Linked DNA regions of Homo sapiens: regions 2, 3 and 4 are each linked to region 1. The links are chromatin loops, found by intact Hi-C in ENCODE. Cell type or tissue: GM12878. All regions are shown on one strand. Region 1 overlaps CLMN (calmin). Region 2 overlaps CLMN (calmin). Region 3 holds the start of LINC02292 (long intergenic non-protein coding RNA 2292). Region 4 overlaps CLMN (calmin).

Evidence for each region. Peaks named below come from ENCODE experiments on the same cell type or tissue, not always from the same donor. Only the 100,000 strongest peaks of a DNase experiment are listed, where the experiment ranks them.
Region 2: a loop joins it to region 1, with 4 times the contacts of the local background. A loop is called at or near these places in 2 of 110 quality-filtered maps.
Region 3: a loop joins it to region 1, with 3 times the contacts of the local background. A loop is called at or near these places in 11 of 110 quality-filtered maps.
Region 4: it touches region 1 in a loop (3-fold over the local background); 11 of 110 quality-filtered maps call a loop at or near these places.

What each region holds. Positions count from the first base shown.
Region 1 is chr14:95,262,729-95,267,728 of GRCh38, reverse strand. All of the region lies in intron 1 of CLMN (calmin), which reads left to right. Among named protein-coding and RNA genes, the nearest start is that of CLMN, 55 kb to the left of the region's middle. RefSeq lists enhancers at 1,783-1,832, 2,073-2,122, 1,353-2,552 and a silencer at 2,273-2,332. In GM12878, no CTCF peak of the experiment used is centred here; a DNase peak (open chromatin) is centred at 2,068; H3K4me3 peaks cover 1,113 bases; H3K27ac peaks cover 2,894 bases.
Region 2 is chr14:95,209,057-95,214,056 of GRCh38, reverse strand. CLMN (calmin) reads left to right here. Exons shown (of 13, transcript NM_024734.4): 6 at 648-838; 7 at 3,178-3,371; 8 at 4,580-4,662. Among named protein-coding and RNA genes, the nearest start is that of DICER1-AS1, 54 kb to the right of the region's middle. RefSeq lists an enhancer at 2,022-2,071. In GM12878, no CTCF peak of the experiment used is centred here; DNase peaks (open chromatin) are centred at 1,736 and 2,116.
Region 3 is chr14:95,325,993-95,330,992 of GRCh38, reverse strand. It overlaps LINC02292 (long intergenic non-protein coding RNA 2292), which reads right to left and starts at 1,409. Exons shown (of 3, transcript NR_110127.1): 1 at 1,325-1,409. LOC105370637 (a long non-coding RNA gene) reads left to right here and starts at 2,121. Exons shown (of 2, transcript XR_944171.3): 1 at 2,121-3,157; 2 at 4,156-4,824. RefSeq lists an enhancer at 3,054-3,123. In GM12878, no CTCF peak of the experiment used is centred here; DNase peaks (open chromatin) are centred at 2,942 and 3,788; H3K4me3 peaks cover 1,429 bases; H3K27ac peaks cover 1,458 bases.
Region 4 is chr14:95,312,529-95,317,528 of GRCh38, reverse strand. The region is part of intron 1 of CLMN (calmin); the gene reads left to right. Among named protein-coding and RNA genes, the nearest start is that of CLMN, 4.9 kb to the left of the region's middle. RefSeq lists a silencer at 2,611-2,670. In GM12878, no CTCF peak of the experiment used is centred here; a DNase peak (open chromatin) is centred at 2,668; H3K4me3 peaks cover 501 bases; H3K27ac peaks cover 535 bases.

The sequences.
Region 1 (5,000 bases):
AAATATGAGAGTGTAGATATTTCTTTGATGTATTGACTTCCTTTGTTTTGGATATTTACCCAGTTGTGGGATTGCTGGATCATAAGGTACTTCTATTTTTAGTTTTTTGACGAATCTTCATAGTGGCTGTGTTAATTTACATTCTAGCAACAGTGTATGAGGGCTCCCCTTTCTCCACATTCTCACCAGCATCCGTTATTTCCTGTCTTTTGGTTAAGAGCCATTTTAACTGGGGTGAGATGATATCTCACTGTGGTTTCAATTTGCGTTTCCCTGATGATTAGTGATGTTGAGCACTTTATTCATATGCCTGTTGGCCGTTTGTATGTATTCTCTTAAGAAATGTCTACTTGTGTCCTTTGCCCATTTTATAATTGGATTACTTGGGGGTTTCTTTTTCTGTTGGGGTGTTTGAGTTCTTTGCATATTCTTGTTATTAATCCCTTATCAGATGGATGGTTTGCAAATATTTTCTCCCATTCTGTATGTTGTCTCTTCACTTTGTTGATTGTTTCCTTTGCTGTGAAGAAGCTTTTTAGCTTGATGTGATCCCAATTGTCTATTTTTTCTTTTGTTCCCTGTTCTTTTAAGGTCTTTTTCAAAAAATCTTTGCCCAAACCAATGTCCTGGAGCATTTCCTCAATGTTTTCTTTTAGTGGGTTCATAGTTTTAGGTCTTAAAGTCTTTAGTTCATTTTGATTTGATTTTTGTATGCTCAGAAATAGGAGTCTAGCTTTATTCTTTGGCATATGGTTATGCAATTTTCCCAGCACCACTTATTAAAGAGACTGCCCTTTCCCCATTTTGGCCCCTTTGTCAAAAATAAGTTGGCTGTAAATTCATGATTTATTTCTGGGTTCTCTATTCTGTTTCATTGGTCTTTGTGTCTTTTTTTATGCCAGTTACCATGCTGTTTTGGTTACTTGGCTTTGTACTGTATTTTGAAGTCAGATAGTGTGATGCCTCCAACTGTGTTCTTTTTGCTTAAGAGTGCGTTGGCTATTCAGGGTCTTTTGTGAATTTTTAGAAATTTTAGAATTTTTTTATATTTCCATGAAGAAAGTCATTGGTATTTTGATAGGGATTGCACTGAGTCTGTAAATCACTTTGGGTGATCTTGACATTTTAATATATTAATTCTTCCAATCCATGAACATGGAATATCTTTCCATTGTTTTGTCTTCTTCAGTTTCTTTCATCAGTGTTTTATAGTTTTCCTTGTAGCCATCTTTCACTTGGCAAAATCTATACCTAGGTATTTTATATTTTTATAGCTATTGTAAATGGGATTGCTTTCTTGATTTCTTTTTCAGATTGTTTGCTTTCGTCATATAAATGCTACTGATTTTTGTATGTTGGTTTTGTATTCTACAACTTTACTGAATTTATCAGTTCTAACATTTTTTGGTGGAGTCTTTAGGTTTTTCTAAATGCAAGATTATGTTGTTTTATATTTAAAGACAAGGATAACTTGACTTCGTTTTCCATTTGGATGCCCTTCGTTTCTTTCTTTTGCCTAATTGCTCTAGCTAGGACTTCCAGTACTATGCTGAATAAAAGTAATGACAGTGGACATCCTTGTCTCGTTCCAGATCTTAGAGGAAAGACTTTCAATTCAGGGGAAGCATACTTTTAGATACGCATTTGTAAATTCCCAAATCAAAGGACTGTGGCACTACCTGCTTACTCCCACTCAAATCTAAAGCTGATGACCAGGTGGGGTGGTCCCATCCTCTGGCATCTTGTGCCTCGACGGTGGCTTCTCCAGTGGCCCGTGTGTGAGATGTCTGGTTTCATCAGGAGATGGCTGGTTGTTGCAGCTGCCAAGAGGATTGTGTTGTGGAGCTGTTGCTATAGAGAAAATCTGATTACATTCAAACTCAAGCTCATTAAATCAGAATTTTCTTCTTCCTCAAGGCTGGAGAATGTCACTAGGAGGCCCTTCCTCTTTCTGCCTTCTTCAGGAAGGTAAACGTTCAACAGGGCTCTGTCTGAGCATGAAAAGAATGCCTTGTTTCTTCTGATCCTAGCCAGCTGCTCGGAATATGACTCACCAGGAAGTGAAAGTGAGAAATTGATATGGTTGGGCAATTGCAAATACTCACAGATGGTCTGATTCACAGGTAGTGCCTTCTCCTCTTTGTAGCACGCACTGTGCCAGGAGTCATACCTATGCATATTAGTCAGGGGTCTCCAGAGAAACAGCCAAGAGGATGAGTCTACATACAGAGAAAGACACTTATTTTAGGGAATTGGTTTATGCAATTGTGGAGTTTGGCGAGATCAAAGTCAGTAAGGTAGGTCAGCAGGCTGGAGACGCAAGGAAAAGTTGCAGTTTAAGTCTGAAGGCACCTGCTGGCAGAATTCCTTCTTGCTCAGAGGAGGTCACGCTTTGTGTTAAGGCTTTAACTGATTAGATGGAGCCCACCCACATTTGATGGAGGGCCGTCTGCTTTTCTCAAAGTCAGCTGGGGATTTTTTTTTTTTTGATTCAGAGTCTCACTCTTTCACCCAGGCTGCAGTGCTGTGGCACAGTCTCGGCTCACTGCAACCTCTGCCTCCCAGGCTGAGACCCTCTCAGCCTCACCCTCCCAGAGCAGCTGGGACTACAGGCATGCACCACCATGCCTGGCTAATTTTTGTATTTTTTTTGTAGAGACAGGGTTTTGGCATGTGGTGGTCTCAAACTCATGGGCTCAAACAGTCCTCCTGCCTTGGCCTCTCAAAGTGCTAGGATTATAGACATGAGCCACTGCAACCACACCTGGCTAATTTTTTTTTTTTTTTTTGGTAGAGATGGAGAGTTATCATGAGATCTGACGGTGTTTTGGTAGATCCATGTTGCCCAGGCTGGTCTCAAACTCCTGGATTCAAGTGATCCTCCTGCCTTGCCCTCCCAAAGAGCTGGGATTATAGGTGTGAGCCACTGCGCCCAGCCTTCAAAGTGTGATTTAGATGTTAATCTTACCTAAAAAACGACTTCACAGAAACATCTAGAATAATGTTTGACCACATCTCTGGGTGCCATTGCCTGGTCACGTTGACACATAAAAGTAACCATCACACTGTGTTTATTCTAAACATGCTCATAGAAGTGGGGGCTTTCCTGTGAAGGGCATGGACCCTGGGAGGCCTGGATGTGAGTCTTTCCTCCTTCATTTTCTAGTAGTGTAACCTTAGCTTCTGCGCGCCTCTGTGGTCTTGTAAACACACTAGCCATTTATTGAGCCCTCTGTACTGAGCATGGTGGATTTGTGATTCTCCCTGAGCTTAAAGACTGAATGTTTTACGGGACTAACCCAGGGTTGTACAGCTGCTAAGTGGGGCCTCGAATCCAGTTCTGGCACTCCGAGGTCACAAGGCTGGCTGAGGATTTATTAAAATAAGATGCAGGGGTCCGGCACAGTGGCTCATGCCTATAATCTCAGCACTTTGGGAGGCCAAGGCAGGCAGATTGCTTGAGCCCAGGAGTTCCAGCCTGGGCAACATAGTGAAATCCTAGCTGTACAAAAATTACAAAAATTAGCCAGGCATATTGATGCATGCCTGTAGTTCCAGCTACTCAGGAGGCTAAGGTGGGAGGATCGCTGGAACCCAGGAGGTCAGGGCTGCAGTGTGAGCTGAGATGGTGCCACTGCAGTCCAGCCTGGGTGACAGAGTGAGACCCTGTCTCAAATAAATAAATAAATAAATAAATAAATAAATAAATAAATAAATAAAGTAATAAGGTGCAAAGTAATAAGGTAGGTGTGTTGAATACCAAGTTGGGAATGGTGGTCATGAATCCGGACTCAGAGGGTCTGAGGTCATGATGATACTAGTGACAATGACCATAACCGACACTCACTGGGCATTTGCTGTGCCAGTCACTTGTGTGAGTTCTTCACAGGCACTAACTCATTTAATCCTCACAACAACCCCCCAAGGTGGGCACTGCCATTATCCCCATTTTCCAGAAAATTGAGGCACAACTTACAAAATGTATCCGAGGTTTCCTTTCTTCTCCCAGCCACCCCCACCTCATCTCTTTGGCTGCTCTAGGCTCTGCAAAGCCTGTCTCATGCCCTTCCAGCTGGAACATCCAGTTATGCTACCTGTGAATTCATATTCCAAGTAACGTTTAGGGCTCCATTGCCAAACTCCTGCATTGAGGTGAAGTGGGCAGATGCCTCCCGCTCCTTTTCCTGGGTCACACCGGAACCCTTTTGCTAGGTGGATGTGGCTACTTCATTCCCTCATCAGTGTCTGGATCTTTCAGGCTTGTAGGTGCCAGACCCCAGTGGGTAATAGGGTTTGGCTGTGTCCCCACCCAGATCTCATCTTGAATTGTAGTTCCCATAATCCCCACGTGCCATGGGACCAACCTGGCGGGAGGTAATTGAATCATGGGAGCAGTTACCCCCATGCTGTTCTCCTGATAGTGAGAGAGTTATCATGAGATCTGATGGTTTTATAAGGGGTCTTTTCCCCTTTGTTTGGCACTTCTCCTTGCTGCTGCCACGTGAAGAGGACGTATTTGCTTCTCCTTCACCTTCCACCATGATTGTAAGTTTCCTGAGGCCTCCTCCGCCATACTGAACTGTGAGTCAATTAAACTTATTTCCTTTATAAATTAGCCAGTCTCGGGTATGTCTTTATTAGCAGCATGAGAACAGACTAATACAGGGAGCCACATATGCGCTGGGCAGTTGGTTTGGGTGGCACAGGCTGAGCCTGGGAGCCACTGTCACTGCAGGGTGGTTAAGAGCTGTGCTCTGAGACCATGGCCTAGTTTTGCTCCTACCTCCCAGAAGAACAAGCTGCGTGGCCTTGGACACATGACTTGACTCTCTGAGGCCAACTTTCTCATCCAGAAAATGGGGAGGCTGGGCACAGTAGCTCATGCCTGAAACCCCAGTACTTTGGAGGTCAAGGCAGGAGGATTGCTTGAATCCAGGAGTTTGAGACCAGACTGGGCAACATAGGGAGACCCTGTTTCTAGAAAAAATACAAAAATTAGC
Region 2 (5,000 bases), 54 kb after region 1:
ATGGGGGAGTGCAGTAAGGAAAACTTCCTGGAAGAAGTGACACCAGAGCTGGGTTTTGAAGGATGAGTAGGAGTGCGCTAGACCTCCTACTCATCTTTCAAACTAAGTTAGACGTAACCTACTGTGTGTGTGAATTGCCTGAGGGTGGTATTGAAACAGATTCTGATTCCAGTAGCTCTGGGGTAGAGCCTAGGGTTCTGCATATCTTACAGAAGTCCTCATGAGAGGAGTTCACTGATGGAGGGAAGGGACATCGAGGCAGCAAGGGCAGGATGAGCAGAAGCAATGGGGCTTGAAAGAGCTCAGTGAAGTCTGGGAGTGATGGGCGGTGAGAGGAAAGGGGCGGCAGAGTTGGGTCAGGAAGACCTGGTGTGAAGTGCTGGCTGGAGCTGGAGAGACTCCAGGAAAAGACGGTCCTCCCTATAGAGTGTAATTACGTGTACCACAAGCCACAAGAAACGGACAGGCCATCACAAGTACTGCCTGTCCCCTGCCACAGCCATCAGAAAGGGTTTCTCTGCATTCAGAGAAGCAATCCTGCCTGAGCCGGTCCCTCCAGCCATGGTCCATATGGCCACCCGCCAGACAAGGGGCTTGCTGAGAGGGTGGGTCTGTTGCTGGGGTCTGAAATGCCATTTTCCTTCCAGATTAAGGAGCTCACAGGCAACCTCAGCAGAAACTCTCCATCTTCCAGCTTGTCCCCTGGCTCAGGGGGCACAGACTCAGACTCATCCTTCCCACCCACACCCACTGCAGAGAGGAGCGTGGCAATATCGGTGAAAGACCAGAGGAAGGCTATCAAGGCCCTGTTGGCGTGGGTGCAGAGGAAAACGAGAAAGTAAGCCGCAGCCCCTCTCCCCACACTACTTCATTTAACTAGCTGCTTTCAGGCAGAGGAAAGGAGAATTAGTATTTATTAAGGTGCCAGTTATGTATGTGCCCATTGCTTCATATAGAATATCAGAACAGGGGGCAGGCGCGGTGGCTCATGCCTGTAATCCCAGCACTTTGGGAGGCCGAGGCGAGTGGATCACCAGGTCAGGGATCAAGACCATCCTGGCTAACACGGTGAAACCCTGTCTCTACTAAACAATACAAACAAAATTAGCCGGGCGTGGTGGCGGGCACCTGTAGTCCCAGCTACTCGGGAGGCTGAGGCAGGAGAATGGCGTGAACCTGGGAGGCGGAGCTTGCAGTGAGCCGAGTTCACTCCACTGCATTCCAGCCTGGGCAACAGAGCGAGACAACATCTCAAAAAAAAAAAAAAAAAGAATGTCAGAACAGGAAACCCTGCATTTTTCTGGTTTTGCAGTACACACAAAATGCAGTTTGCAGAATGTTTGGTTTGCACAAAGCTGATAAGATTTGAATACAGATCAGAGGAGCCTTCATCATGTTGCCTCTCAACATGGGCATGTCTCTTGGATTCTAATGACTTGTGTGCATTTAAGCTTCAGGGTATCTTCCAGAGTCTGTACCTACTTTAAAAATAGTAATAATAAAGGCTGTAACATACTCAAAGTTAGGTCGGACCTTCCAAAATCGAGACGGGAACTGGAGCCAAGTTCCGGCCCTGTTTCACCCCACACCGGCAGCAGAGTGATTTTAGCAGTTTTGTATCAGGCCTTTTTACCAGCAGCAGGCCCACAGCCCCTGGACCATGGGCACAAATGCCAGACCAGTGTGGTGGAAACCAAACCAACTCGGGGCCGCCCCAGCTCCTCAGCGTACAGACTGGTTGAGATCCTGGTGAATCATTTACCTTTCCAAGCCCCAACTGCAAATAGTATCCTATCACACACTGCCTTCCAGGACAATTAGGTGAAATTAAATAAAATCCATGAAAGAGCACCTTGCACAGTGCCAGCCCATATTAAGCACTTCACAAATATTGATTCCTTTATCCCCTGTGTGTGGAAATAAAAGAGGGAAGAGAGGTTGGATCTTCAGAGTTTTGATTGAGAGATCAAGCGTGGTAGATTGAAATTGACAAATGTGAACCACCATTAAATGTTGTTTACATAAATATCAACCAAAAAAAAGTTCATTGTCAGGGGTTAGGGTAGAAGGGGGGTGTGATGTATGGGAGAGGAAGTGTCTTGGGGTGATAGGACAGTTCTGTTTCTCTATTGTGGTGGTTACATTAATCTGTACACCACCGCCATGAAAAGTAACACCTGTGAAAATGTGAAATTCAAATGCAGTCTATAGCTTGATTAATAATTGTCTTGGACCAGTATTGGTGTTCTGGTTTGGATAACGCACCCTGGTAGCATAAGATGCTGTCACTGGAGGAAGCTGGGGAAAGAGTAGAGACTCTCTGTACTGTGTTTCAACTTCTTTTGGGTCTTAAATGATTTCCAAATAAAAAGGTACTTGGTTGTTTTTGGTTTTTTTTTTTTTTTTTAAGAGCGTTTATTGACCACGGTTGAGAGATTGGTGGAGTCTCAGGATAGATTCTACAGGAAATTAGTGCCTGGCAAGATTCTCTCCTCTTTTGTCCTTCACTTTTACTTTTAAAAAGTTGAGGTAGCCTCCATTCTACAAAATAGAGTGAAAGCTCTCTGCCCCTCACTTTTACAATGGTGCTTTTATTTCTATTACTGATAATAGTAGCTGTCATTAGTGAGTGGCTTTCTTGGGCTCCCAACGTTGTATATTAGGTTGACCCTATGACTTGGCCGTTCTTCTGGGGCCAGGCTCGACTTTCCCCACAAAAGCCCCAGCAAGTTCACTGTGTGGAGTTTGAGGCTCAGAGAGGTAGGTGACTTGCCCAAGGCCATGGCACTAGAAGCATAGAGGGGACAGCTGAGGTACAAACTTGTGTCTTTCTGGTTCCATTTTTATGGCACAGCACATTCCATGTTATGTTTTCAATGTCACTGATACAAGGAATGGTCTATACAGTTGGTCCTTTATGTGTCTGGGAATTGGGGAACCCAGGGTCCTATTTTGCCTCTTTGTTCAGTGTATACCCTCCTATTCCATTTGGCTGGAAATGGAAATGTGAGTGGTTCAGGGCAGCTCTCCCATGCTCAGGGATGAAGGCGTCTTCACCTGGCGAGGTCGGCAGCTCTGCCCCACTCAAAAACTCACGCGGCTGCTGCATGCTGACCTTGCACCTTTGAGTCTGTTTACTAACCAGCATCCTGGCCGCCGCTGCTGTTTTTCCTTCAGGTATGGCGTGGCGGTGCAGGACTTTGCGGGCAGTTGGAGGAGTGGGCTGGCTTTCCTGGCGGTGATCAAGGCCATTGACCCCAGCCTGGTGGACATGAAACAGGCCCTGGAAAATTCCACACGAGAAAATCTAGAGAAGGCTTTCAGCATCGCACAGGATGCCCTGCACATCCCCAGGCTCCTGGAGCCAGAAGGTAGCAGTGGTTCTCTCTTTCTTTCTAATAATTTTTTTTTACAAATGTACCACTTGCTGTCCCATGTGGAAAATCTGGAAAATACAGAAAAATCTAATGAAGAAGATTTTTTCTCCTATATTTCTACCACTCAGATCATATGGATATTTTTCCGATATTTTATATGCCTCTAATTATATTTTTACATAATTGTTATCATTTACTGTATATATATAATTTTGTACTTTTTATTTAACATTATATCATAAGTATTTTACATACTTCTATAATGTATTATATATTTTTATTGGCTGCATAATAATTCATCTAGTGGGCATACTAAAATGTACTTAGTGGCTGGGCGTGGTGGCTCACGCCTATAATCCCAGCACTTTGGGAGGCCGAGGCAGGTGGATCACCTGAGGTCAGGAGTTCGAGACCAGCCTGGCCAACATGGTGAAACCCCATCTCCACTAATAATACAAAAATTAGCTGGGCGTGGTGGCGCAGTCTGTAATCCCAGCTACTCGGGAGACTGAGGCAGGAGAATCACTTGAGTCCGGGAGGTGGAAGTTGCAGTGAGCTGAGATCGTGCCACTGCACTCCAGCCTGGGCGACAGAGCCAGACTCTGTCTCCAAAAAAAAAAAATGTACTTAGCTCTTCCACTACTGGTAGACATTGAGGTTGTTTCTGAAATATTTCCTTTTAGATATAACAACACCGCAGTGAACATCTTAGTAAATAAAGCTCAACGTGCATCCCAGATTATTTCCTTAAGGACCAGGTTTCATTAGCAGAATGACAGAGGGGGAGAGCCCATACCTGTTTAAAGGGTTTGGCTATCTCTGTGAAGTTGCCTTCCACGTGGGTTAGGCTAACGTAGGACTCCGTATACCATATGTAGGCTGCCTGGTTCACCGTCCTTGCCCATGGAGCCAGCAGCGAGCTGGCTGCTTACTGTGGAAGGGACTAAAACAGCAAGGAAGAAGGGACAGAATTTTGGGAATAAGAAGCCCTAAATTCTATATCCTTGCTTCTCTGTTCATCAGCCAGCTGTGAGATTTCAGTTAAATGATTCACCACCTTTGAGCCTAAAGTTCCTCAAGTGGAAAATAAAGAGAAAAAACCTTCAATAATCTGTGGGATTCTTCACCATCAGGCATCCGGGAATACTATTGAAAGCGTGTGTGTTTGTATCTCCTGCTAATTCCTGTGTCTCTCTCGACAGACATCATGGTTGACACACCAGACGAGCAGTCTATCATGACTTACGTGGCACAGTTTCTAGAACGTTTTCCGGAGTTGGAAGCCGTATGTTTGCTTTTCTTACCTTTAATTCCGACACCATACATTTCCATCCGCTGGCCATCAGACGAAGCAGGGACGTGGGCAGCGTTGCTCTGTGTAACTAGCAGTCAAAATCGCCAGTTGCTCCCAAGTCCCTTGAGCACGGCCTTACCATGTTTTAATTTCAGAATGATAGTTGTCCCCCTCATATGCGGGGGATACAGTTCAAGACCCCCAGTCGATGCTTGAAACTTCGGATAGTACCGAACCCTATATATACCACTTTTTTCCTATACATATGTATCTATGATAAAGTTTAATTAATAAATTAGGCACAGAAAGAGATTAACAACAACTAATAG
Region 3 (5,000 bases), 63 kb before region 1:
CCCCCAAGGATAGCACGTGGTCCCTGCTGCGTGCCTACTCTGTGCCAGAAAAGTTCTCCACATCACGTGTATATTACTTCATTGAAAAATCACTGCTATCTGGGCGTGGTGACTCATGCCTGCAATCCCAGCACTTTGGGAGGCCAAGGCAAGAAGATTGCTTAAGGACAGGAGTTCGAGACCAGCCTAGCCAACATGGCGAAACCCCGTTGCCACTAAAAATACAAACAATTAGCCAGGTGTGGTAGCACATGCCTGTGATCCCAGCTACTCAGGAGGCTGAGTCATGAGAATCACTTGAACTCGGGAGGTGGAGGTTGCAGTGAGCTGAGATCATACCACTGCACTCCAGCCTGAGTGACAGAGTGAAACTCTGTCTAAAAATAAATAAATAAAAAATAAAAGTCACTGCCACCTCCATTTTACAAGAGGTACCGAGTGGATATGTTACTTCCCCAGGGCCTCACAGGGAGGAAGTGGTGGAGCTGGGATTTGAACCCGGGCTGTTGTTTTTGTAAAGGATCGAATAAATGCTGTGAATGTACTGATCTATGATAAGCTAGCTGCATGAGATGGAGACTCAGACACAGATGAAGCCAAAGCTGAGATGCAGAATTTACTGAGAAATCGCATTGTATCTCACAAGAGCAAATTGCTAAGCCCACCACGTATCCAGGCTGTGCCGTCCGATTGAAGAGCCTGTGCTCTGAACTCCATACAGCCTCCTTCCTGCAGCTGAGGAGCTGGAGGCCTACGGGAAAATGGGCTCTAGATGGCTGAGTTTCAACGGGAGCCTACCAGTGTCCCTCCCCAGCCTCGCACCTGCCGTGGCTCCATAACCAAGAACCCACTCTCCCTCTGGATCCGGCCCTCCACCCTTCCCTCCCAGCTCATATGCTTGGCCCAGGCTACACTGAGCTCCTGGACCACACCAGGCAGTTTCACACACAGCAGCTTTGCTCACCGGGCTCCCTTCACTTCCCTTGACCATTGCCCACCAGGAAAACATCCACTTATCTTTCTTGGCTTCATTAGGCCTCATCACCTCTACCAAGAGAACAACACTGGACACCAGATGCCCTTTGGGACACACCAGTGTGAGGCCACCCTCACCCTGCTGTGTGACCTTGGACAAGTGACTCAACTTCTCTCAACATCAGTTTCCCCATCTACAAAGTAGGAAAATGTTGTTTACCTCATGGTTTGTTGTACAAGTTAGAAAAAATGCACATCAAGCCTCTGACATGGCTTCTACTAAAAACATGGTACTTATTTTTAGAACGTTTTCCTGCCATCTGCCCCAGAAGAATTGAACTCTGTATACCTGTATACACCTCAGACTCTCTGGACATACTTGTGTCTTTTTTTGCTAGCACTTCTCACAAGCTGGCATCTTGTGTATTTTCCTCTGTTTATGTTCTGTCTCCTTCATTGCGGGACTTATTAAGGTGCAGCTCCTTGGGGGCAGGAATCTTGTCTGTCATGTTCATCACCGGATTCCAGGGCTCAGAATGCTGCCTGGCACTTGCTAGGTCCTCCATTAAAGTTGGCTGGTGAAATGAATGAACAAATAAAGGAATAAAAAAAGGAACAAATGAACCCATACCCACCTCCTGCATTAATCTTATCCATCAATCTGTCCCCAGCTCCCAGCCCAGTAACTGACATGTGTGTTCAGCGGGGATTATAGAACAAATCTTATCAATTCTGTGTTTATGCATTTATAAAACACAATTTAACGACGCACTAAATCAGATCAGCATGAATGAAGCTTTCCAGATGGGCACTGAACCAGGATTCTCTTTCTTCGTGTCTTGCTTTCTCAAAACTGGTCCACATTATCCTCCCCAGCAGCATAAGAACTGCCCAAATTGCCAGCCTTAGAATCATGAGCTAATTAATGAGACTGCTTTGAGTCACTGTGCTTTGCTTGTAGGTATGATCGCCCCACAGCCAAGACTAACTGATGCAACAGAGGAAGGGCTCCCCGAGGAGGGGAGGGCTGAGCTGGATCTGAATAACCAGAAGAAGACTAAGAGAAAGCAGTAAATTCCCGGTGGAGGAATTTCGAAGGTGTGTGTAGGAAAGTCATTTGGAAGGAGATAGGACAGCACTTTTTTTTTTTTTAACACCTTATTGAACATCCAGCCAGAAAATGTACAATTGGCAAACTACCCCCTAGAGAATAACACGCTTGTACGACCAGACCCATATGAGAAACAAAGCATGACCGGCACCCCAGAGGCACTCCTTACGCTCCTTCCATTTCCCACCTCCCTCCCAGGCTAACCACTATCCTGACTTTTCTCATCACAGATTGTGTTATTTTTGTAGCGTTTTTTCAACTGGACTCTGCATTGTGCATTATTTTGTATCTGGCTGCTTTCACCCCATGTTAGAGTTGTGAGACTCATCCGTGTTGTTCTCTCCTTTTCCTCTTGATAAATCGTATTCCATTATTTACCCATCCTCCTCCTGATGGATCTTTGGGCTGTGTTGGCTATGGAGAATAACACTGCCATGAATACTCCTGAACACATCTTTCAAGGAATATATTTGTACACTTTTTTTTTTCTTTTTTCAAGACGGAGTCACGCTCTGTCACCCAGGCTAGAGTACAGTGGCGTGATCTCGGCTCACTACAACCTCAACCTCCCAGGTTCAAACGATCCTCCTGCCTCAGCCTCCTGCCTCAGGCCTGGGATTACAGGCCTGCATCATGATGCCCAACTAATTTTTGTATTTTTAATAGAAGACAGGTTTTCGCCATGTTGGCCAGGCTGGTCTCAAACTCCTGACCTCAAATGATCCACCCACCTCGGCCTCCCAAAGTGCTGGGGTTAACAGGCATAAGCCACCACGTCCAGCTGATATTTGTACACTTCTGGTGAGTGTAGACCGCCAGTGAAATTCTTGGGTCATAAGGTTTGCACAAAAAGCAGCTCTTTTGAGGAACTGAAAGGAACAGGTGGCTTGAAAGAGGAGCGGGGAGCTAATGAGATGAGGGGTCAAAATTTCTCAAGCCCTGTGAACACGGCAAGGAGGCTGATTTTCAAGAGATGTGCAGGGGGAGGCCAGGGAGTGACATGCTCCAATGACATTTTAAGATCACCCTGGAGAGTGAGGTTGGAGACCACCATGGGGGACAAGGAAACAGGTAGGTGGTGGTGGAGGGCATCTAAGGGAGAGATGACCATGGCCGGGACCAAGATGCTGTGGAGATGGAGAGGAGAGGATCGTGCTCTAGTTAGCTAGTACCGCATGACAGAGCTGAGCAGCTTAAAACTATGCAATGGATTTTCTCCAAGGATTTTGGGGGTTGACTGAGCTCTGCCGGGAAATTCTTGTATGGGATCTCTCATGCTGTTGCAGTCAGGTGATACAGGTGATAGCTGGGGCTGTAGCTCCAGCCAGGCCAAAAGCTCAGCTGGGCTGAAGATGAGCTCTTGTCCGAGGTGGGTTTTTCACTCACCTGCTTGGCTCCTGGGCTGAGATGGCTCAAGCAGTTGGGGGCTGGTGGGACCTATGTCACCCCATATGCAACTGACTGGGCTTCCTCATAGCATGGCACTCTCAGATTGATTAAATGGAAGAAGCCTGTGACCAGAGCAAGTGTTCTAAGAGGCTAGGACAGACGCTGCAAGGCTTCCTATGACCCAGCCTCAGGGGCCCCCAAATATTGCATCCACTACATTCTCTTAGCCAAGCAAGTCATTAAGTCCAGCTGAGGTAGGAAGCAGGACTCAACTCTGAAGGTGGGGCTCAGATACCGGAACAAACTGAGGACTAGCTGAAACAGGTTGGGACAGAAGCACTTCCCCATAAGACACCCCACCAGTTTGCCATGTGAGTTTACCATTGCTGTGGCAACACCTGAAGGTTACCACCCCCTTCCATGGCAATGACCCAGCAATCCAGAGGTTACCATACTTTTCCTAGAAATTTCTGCTCAAACTGTCCCTTAATTTGCAATATAATTAAAAGTGAGTATAAACGCAACTGCAGAACTGCCTCTGAGCCACTATTCTGGGTATGCTGCCCATGGGGTAGCCCTGCTCTGCAAGGAGCAATGCCTTTGTTTCTGCTGTTGTACACTGCTGCTTCAATAAAAGTTTCTGATTAACACCACCAGCTCACCCTTGTATTCTTTCCTAGATGAAGCCAAGAACCCTCCCAAGCTAAGCCCCAATTCTTGGGCTCACCTGTCTTGCATCACAGCCCACTTTCAAGGGAGGAGAAAAGAGATTCTCCTGTTTCATGTGAGGAGCAGCATGCCCCTGTGGGAAGGGAAGAGTTGGTGGGGGTCTTCTTTGGATGACACTGGCTACCAAGGATGGATTTGGACTTATTGCTGGCTTGGATAAAGGCTTTTTGTTTGTTTTTGCTTTGTTTTGGAATCTACATGTTGAAATCAATTTGAACAGCAGGAAACATACATACTTTTCCAGCACAGCCACAGTGTTTGGGATGCTCAGGGGTCAGAGGCAGAAATGTCCCCAGCATTTCACACACACAGAAGAAAGCTTTCTGCAAAGGGCAATGGAGAGACTTTTTGCTCCTGGCCTAATAGGGAAAACTTGCCCCTTGTGATCTTGTTTACCTAAGACCAACAATTGCCTGAAAGTATTTCTTAGTGAATTTCTAACTTGAACTATTCTCCTCAAAGGCTGCTGCTGCAGAGCAGAAAGATCAGACTTGGTTTCCGCAAAACACCTGGACTCCAGTTACTTCTTGGCTAACCTAATGACTTATGTGACCTTGGGGACATTACTGAACTTTTTTGTCCTTTGTTTCCTCATCAATAAAATCAGGATGATAACCGTATCTCCTTGGAAGAGTTGTTGAGAGGATTAAATTAGATAATACATACAAAGCACTTGGCCCAATCCTTGGGAAATAGTGAGTTCTTGGTCAATGTCAGCTGCACAGTAATAGATGCACAACAAATCTGTTGTAATTGAGTTGTCCATGTAAGGATTGTCAGCTCGAAGCACTGGCTC
Region 4 (5,000 bases), 50 kb before region 1:
TTCCATGGTATGGATGCCCCGCTGTTTGATGATTCATTCACCTGTTGAGGGACCTTTGGGTTGTGTGCAGTTTGGGGCTATTATGAATGAATGAAGCTGTCCGTGTCTTTTGGGGGCATTAGCACTGTAGAGTTACCGTGTCGGGCGTTGTGCTTTGCTTAGCATTGCTGAGAAGAGGCTGGGAGTGGAGATGGGGGCAGGCATCTGTCTTCTCTTGATTTTTCCCTTCTCTTGATTTTTCCTTTGGTCAGTCTCTTGACTGAATGCTTAATAGGCATTTTCTCTCCTTGCTCCTGTGGTACTCAGGAAGTCTCAGCCAAAGGGCCGAGTCCAGAAGGTGCTCCACGCCGAGCTTAGTTAGAGCATCTGCCATAACTGGCTGTCAGATGTCAGATGGCCCGGGATGTGCCTGGATGATCGACTTTGGGGGCCACCAGCAGGGGCCTTGTTCTTCTGAACTCAGTGCAGAGGGTAGTCAAGTTATGGGAGGCAGGAGGAGTCCAGGCAGAGGGGCTGCCATTGAAGCTGTGTGCCTGCTTACAGCACAGATAGCCGCAGTTGTCGTGGCGATGGAAGGAGGGCTACAGTGGGATCTTACAGATCTCTAATCATAGGGATTGAGAGGGATTCCTGGCCTCCATCTGTAGGCAGCAGCTGCTGTCAGGGTCAGGCATTCCTGATTCTTTTCAGAAAGCTTTGACTCTCTTGGGGCCCTGGGATGGGGTGATCCTGGGGTCATTAATGAGGGGTAGCCCTGAGCTTACAACCTCTGGGATATTGCATTTCAGGGAAGAATAGTTTAATAATAGAGCTATATCTTTGTATCTTTCCATATATCCATAAGTTTAAGTTGACTTAGAAGTATCTTGGCCTCTGCTCACTTGCTCATCCAAGGCTTTTATCTCTCACGCTGAACTGTAGGATTCTGAAATCCATGCAATGTGATTGTGATGTCATAGGTCATCCCCCAAAAAACATTGGAATGAAGATTTCTCGACCTGTCTTTGGAGGTCCGGGTGAGCTGGGCAGAGTGATGGCCCCTCCCAAGAGGCCTGCCACTCACCTTCCTGTGTCTGATACTTGAGCAGATGCAGTGTTCATGGATATGTTCACATGCATAGCTCAAAAAGACGTTCGTCAAGGAGGAGCCCTCTGGCAGAGCATGGGCATGTCCCTCTGGGCAGACTGCCTGTGCCACCCTCACAGGGTCCCTTGCAAGGAAACAGGGGTGGTCCAAGCTGTTGACCTTTTTGGAGAAGAGAAGATGGAATTGCAGGATGCTGGCAGCTTCTGCCAGGTGGTCCCTGCTTCCTTGGAGCCATGTGGGAAGGCAGGGACATATTTTCTAGAACTGATGTTAGAGGTGGTGTGTTAATAGGTCTGCGCCTTAGTTCCGTACCTGGCTGGGGGCTCTGGTGTCCTTCGAAAGACAGGCTAGTCTGGCTGCCCCCTCTCCCTCTTTGTCTGAGCCTCAGGGTCCAGCTCAGTGTTCCACCAGTTCTGGGGGTCACTGTACTGTTGGACAAAAAGGGGTGTCAGGCCAGGATTTAAAGAAGGCTCCATTCATGTGGGAAGCCTCCACCACCCAAAAAACCCACAACCCTTCTCTGAGCAGTTTAGCACATGTGTGTCGAGCACGTAGCATCTTGCAGACATTGGAGAATGAAAGCTGGTTCTAGTCTCTGCCTTTCAGGAGCGTGAAACTGTCATGGGCACCCAGCCAGACTGTAGCTTGAATTTTCTGATTCTAGCGGTGCAGAGGTCAGTTCTGCTTTGGGCCATCCCCTGTCATTCTGGTGCTTTTGGCGTTTGATGCTGTAATTCTGGACCTGGACTTTGAAGGCCAAGCAGAAACTTGACTGCGTAGGTTCTGGGTTGCACAGTGCAGAAGGGAGAGAAATGATTGGAATCCCCTCAAGGCAGGCTCAGAGGCAGGGCAGGGCCTGCGTTTTCCGAAGGATCAGCCCCGGCCCATGTGGCCCACTTTCTCCTTTTGTTCCACTGGCTCAGGCCCAGGTGCAGGTGTCCCTCATGCGAACTTGGACTCCGCAGTCACTGACTTCTTTACGGCTTTCCACCCACCACCCAGCCACTCGAGCATGTTGTTGCTAAAGCCACCAGTAGGTTTTGTGACCTACAGCAGAGCTTCCCAACCCATGAGCTAAGGGCAGCAGAGTGGGGGCCTGGGCAGCTCTTTGGCCCATCCCAGGACAAATGGTATCATGGTCCCATGTGACCACGAGAAAAAGGCTGGGTTGCACTGGCTTACAGGATGAAGTCCAAGCCCCTTGACCTGTTGTGCGAGGTCACCTGTGGCCTGGCTCAGGATGCCACACCAACCTTCTCTCCCATAACTCCCCAACAATTCCTGCCCCCACAGCCCACCCCTCCAGTTCCTTATCGCTCCATCTTTACCTCCCTATCTCTAGACCTTCCTTTCACACAGCAGTGGAGCACACAGCAGTGGGATGGGATGCTGCCATGGTCACCGTTATCCAGCAGCCAGAGAAGGGATGGAGCCAAGGAGGGACCGTTCCTGTTCCCACCTCCGCCAGCTCTTAGAGGGCACAGCAAGTGCACTGAAGGTTTCTATATAAAAACCCAAAGAAAACCAAATGCACAGGTTTCATGTCAAGGAACTGCCTGCCAGGGCACTACCCCTGGGGCTGTGTGCCTGGTTCTAAGGGATGAATCATCATGTAGAAAGTTTCTTTCTGACTGTGGCTGGGGTCAGGCCACGGGCTTTGAGTTCACTCCTGATTACAACAGGCAAAAGGCCGTGTTCTAGTGCCAGCTCCATCCCTATCTCATGGTGTGGATTTTTCTTGAGGGGCCTTTCCAGGTGGAGCATTGTGCGGCTGCGGAAGCCACAACCAAGACCCAAAGGCTGAAGGCCTGAGCCAGGGTCCTGGCTTTGTTGCAAACTCGCTGTGAGATTCTGAAAAATCTCTCTCCCTTGTGGTTCCTTAGTTTCCTCATTTGCAAAATGAGAGGGTTGGATTATCTGGGGCTCAAATCCACCCCTGGGAAGGTGGTCAAGGAGTGGTGGGCCTGGGCAGGTGCCCACCTAAAGCCGTCTGCCTTCCAGCCCGGCATGCATGAGTGGATGGCTGGTGTGTGACTCTGGGCTCTACTAAGCACTGCTGGCTGCATCCTAGATTCTTTTCACTGTGGAGTGCTGGAGATTCACTTCCACCAAGTGTCCTGGGTAGAAAATGTTGCATTTCATAAGCTTTGCTATACAAGTACACGTGGTAAATGATGTACATTCTTGGCTTGTCCTTGGCTGTCAAGTTGAAGGTACCTAGGGAGGTATAGTGGCCAGCCCGCCATCAGGGCAAACAAGGGGCTCTGGACTCCACCCAGGCATGTTTGTACCAAGGAACGAGAGTGTTCAGGGGCCAGGTAAAACAGAAGCCCATCTCACAAATGGCTTTGCAGCAGGGAGAGGGAAGCCCTCAGTCCAGTTGGCAGCAGACCTAGGAAGAAGTTTCGCCACAGAATCACGTGTCAGCAGCCACGACTTTGCATCAGAGCAGCCCAGAGCTGCCTGCTGGCCCTATAGCCTCATGAGAGAGGCGGGATGTCTCACCAGATCTGCAGCTCTAGGGAAGCAACCCTTTGCCCAAGAGGCCCAGATTTCATAAACTGCCCTCCCTGACCTGTGGAACACTCTGGCATTTAATTTTTCACTGAAATAGCTGAGGCTCTGGACAAAGTCCCTCTGCCCGACAAGCCATAGATCACATCTGCCCTATGTCTGAGAAGAAGAGAGAAAAATAAAGTAATTGTCTTTTTTGTGATTGAACCATTAAAAGTGAACTCCCTGTTCCCATAGAAACCTTTTTATAAATTTTTTTTCTTTCCCCATGCCTTTTTTTTTTTTTTGTTTAAACAGTGGTAGATTGCGTTAGTCACAGAAGGAATTAGAGGCAGCATCAGAAATCATAAGTGCAGCATCAAAAAATGGACTTTTTCTTCCTTACCAGGTCTTCTTTTCCTACTTTCTTTCTATCGGAGTAGGGATTTGCAAACTACGGCCCACAGGCCAAATCTGGCCTGCTGCCTCTTTTTGTGTATAAAGTTTTATTGGCACATAGACACACCCATTTATTTGCATATTGCCTATAGCTGCTTTTGCAGGACAAGGGCACAGCTGAGTAGTTGAGGCAAAGAAGTACCCACAAAACCAAAAATATGTATCATCCAGCCCAGTGTAGAAAAAGAGGAAGACAGAAATGGAGAAAAGTGTTAGTAAAATGCTCTCAGCAAAAGAAAAGTGGTGTGTGTATGTGTGTTTTTAATTTTTATTTTATTTTTTTGAGACAGAGTTTCATTCTTGTCACCAAGGCTGGAGTGCAATGGTGTGATCTTGACTCACTGCAACCTCTGCCTCCTGGGTTCAAGCAATTCTCCTGCTTTAGCCTCTCGAGTAGCTGGGATTACAGGCATGCGCCACCATGCCCAGCTAATTTTTATATTTTTAGTAGAGACAGGCTTTCACCATGTTGGCCAGGCTGGTCTCGAACTCCTGACCTCAGGTGATCCACCTGCCTTGGCCTCCCAAAGTACTGGGATTACAGGTGTGAGCCACTGCACCTGGCCGTGTATGTGTATTTTTAGTGTGTATCTCTCTGTGTGTGTATGTCTGTCAGTGATGTTTTTGCTAAAGTCAGCTGCTCTGCCTTGGAACAGCAGCCCAGGATGAAAGCCGTCAAGATGCCCCCACATCCCAGAACTAAGGTGTTATCTTGGAACCCCTGCCACGTGCCTCCCACACTTGCCTGGTCATTGTTATCCCACGTCTGATTCTATCCAGAAGAAAGCCCCAACATCTGTGGACAAGGAATCACTCTTCTTTCCAGCAGCAGTATGTGAATATAGGGGCCTGGAAGGCTGGAATCAGGTTCGTGGGGTGAGGCCGGCCAGCCTCCCTACGGAGTAGGAAATGGGTCCTTGTCAGCAAGTATCAGGCTGCTATGCAGAATACAGCAATCTGG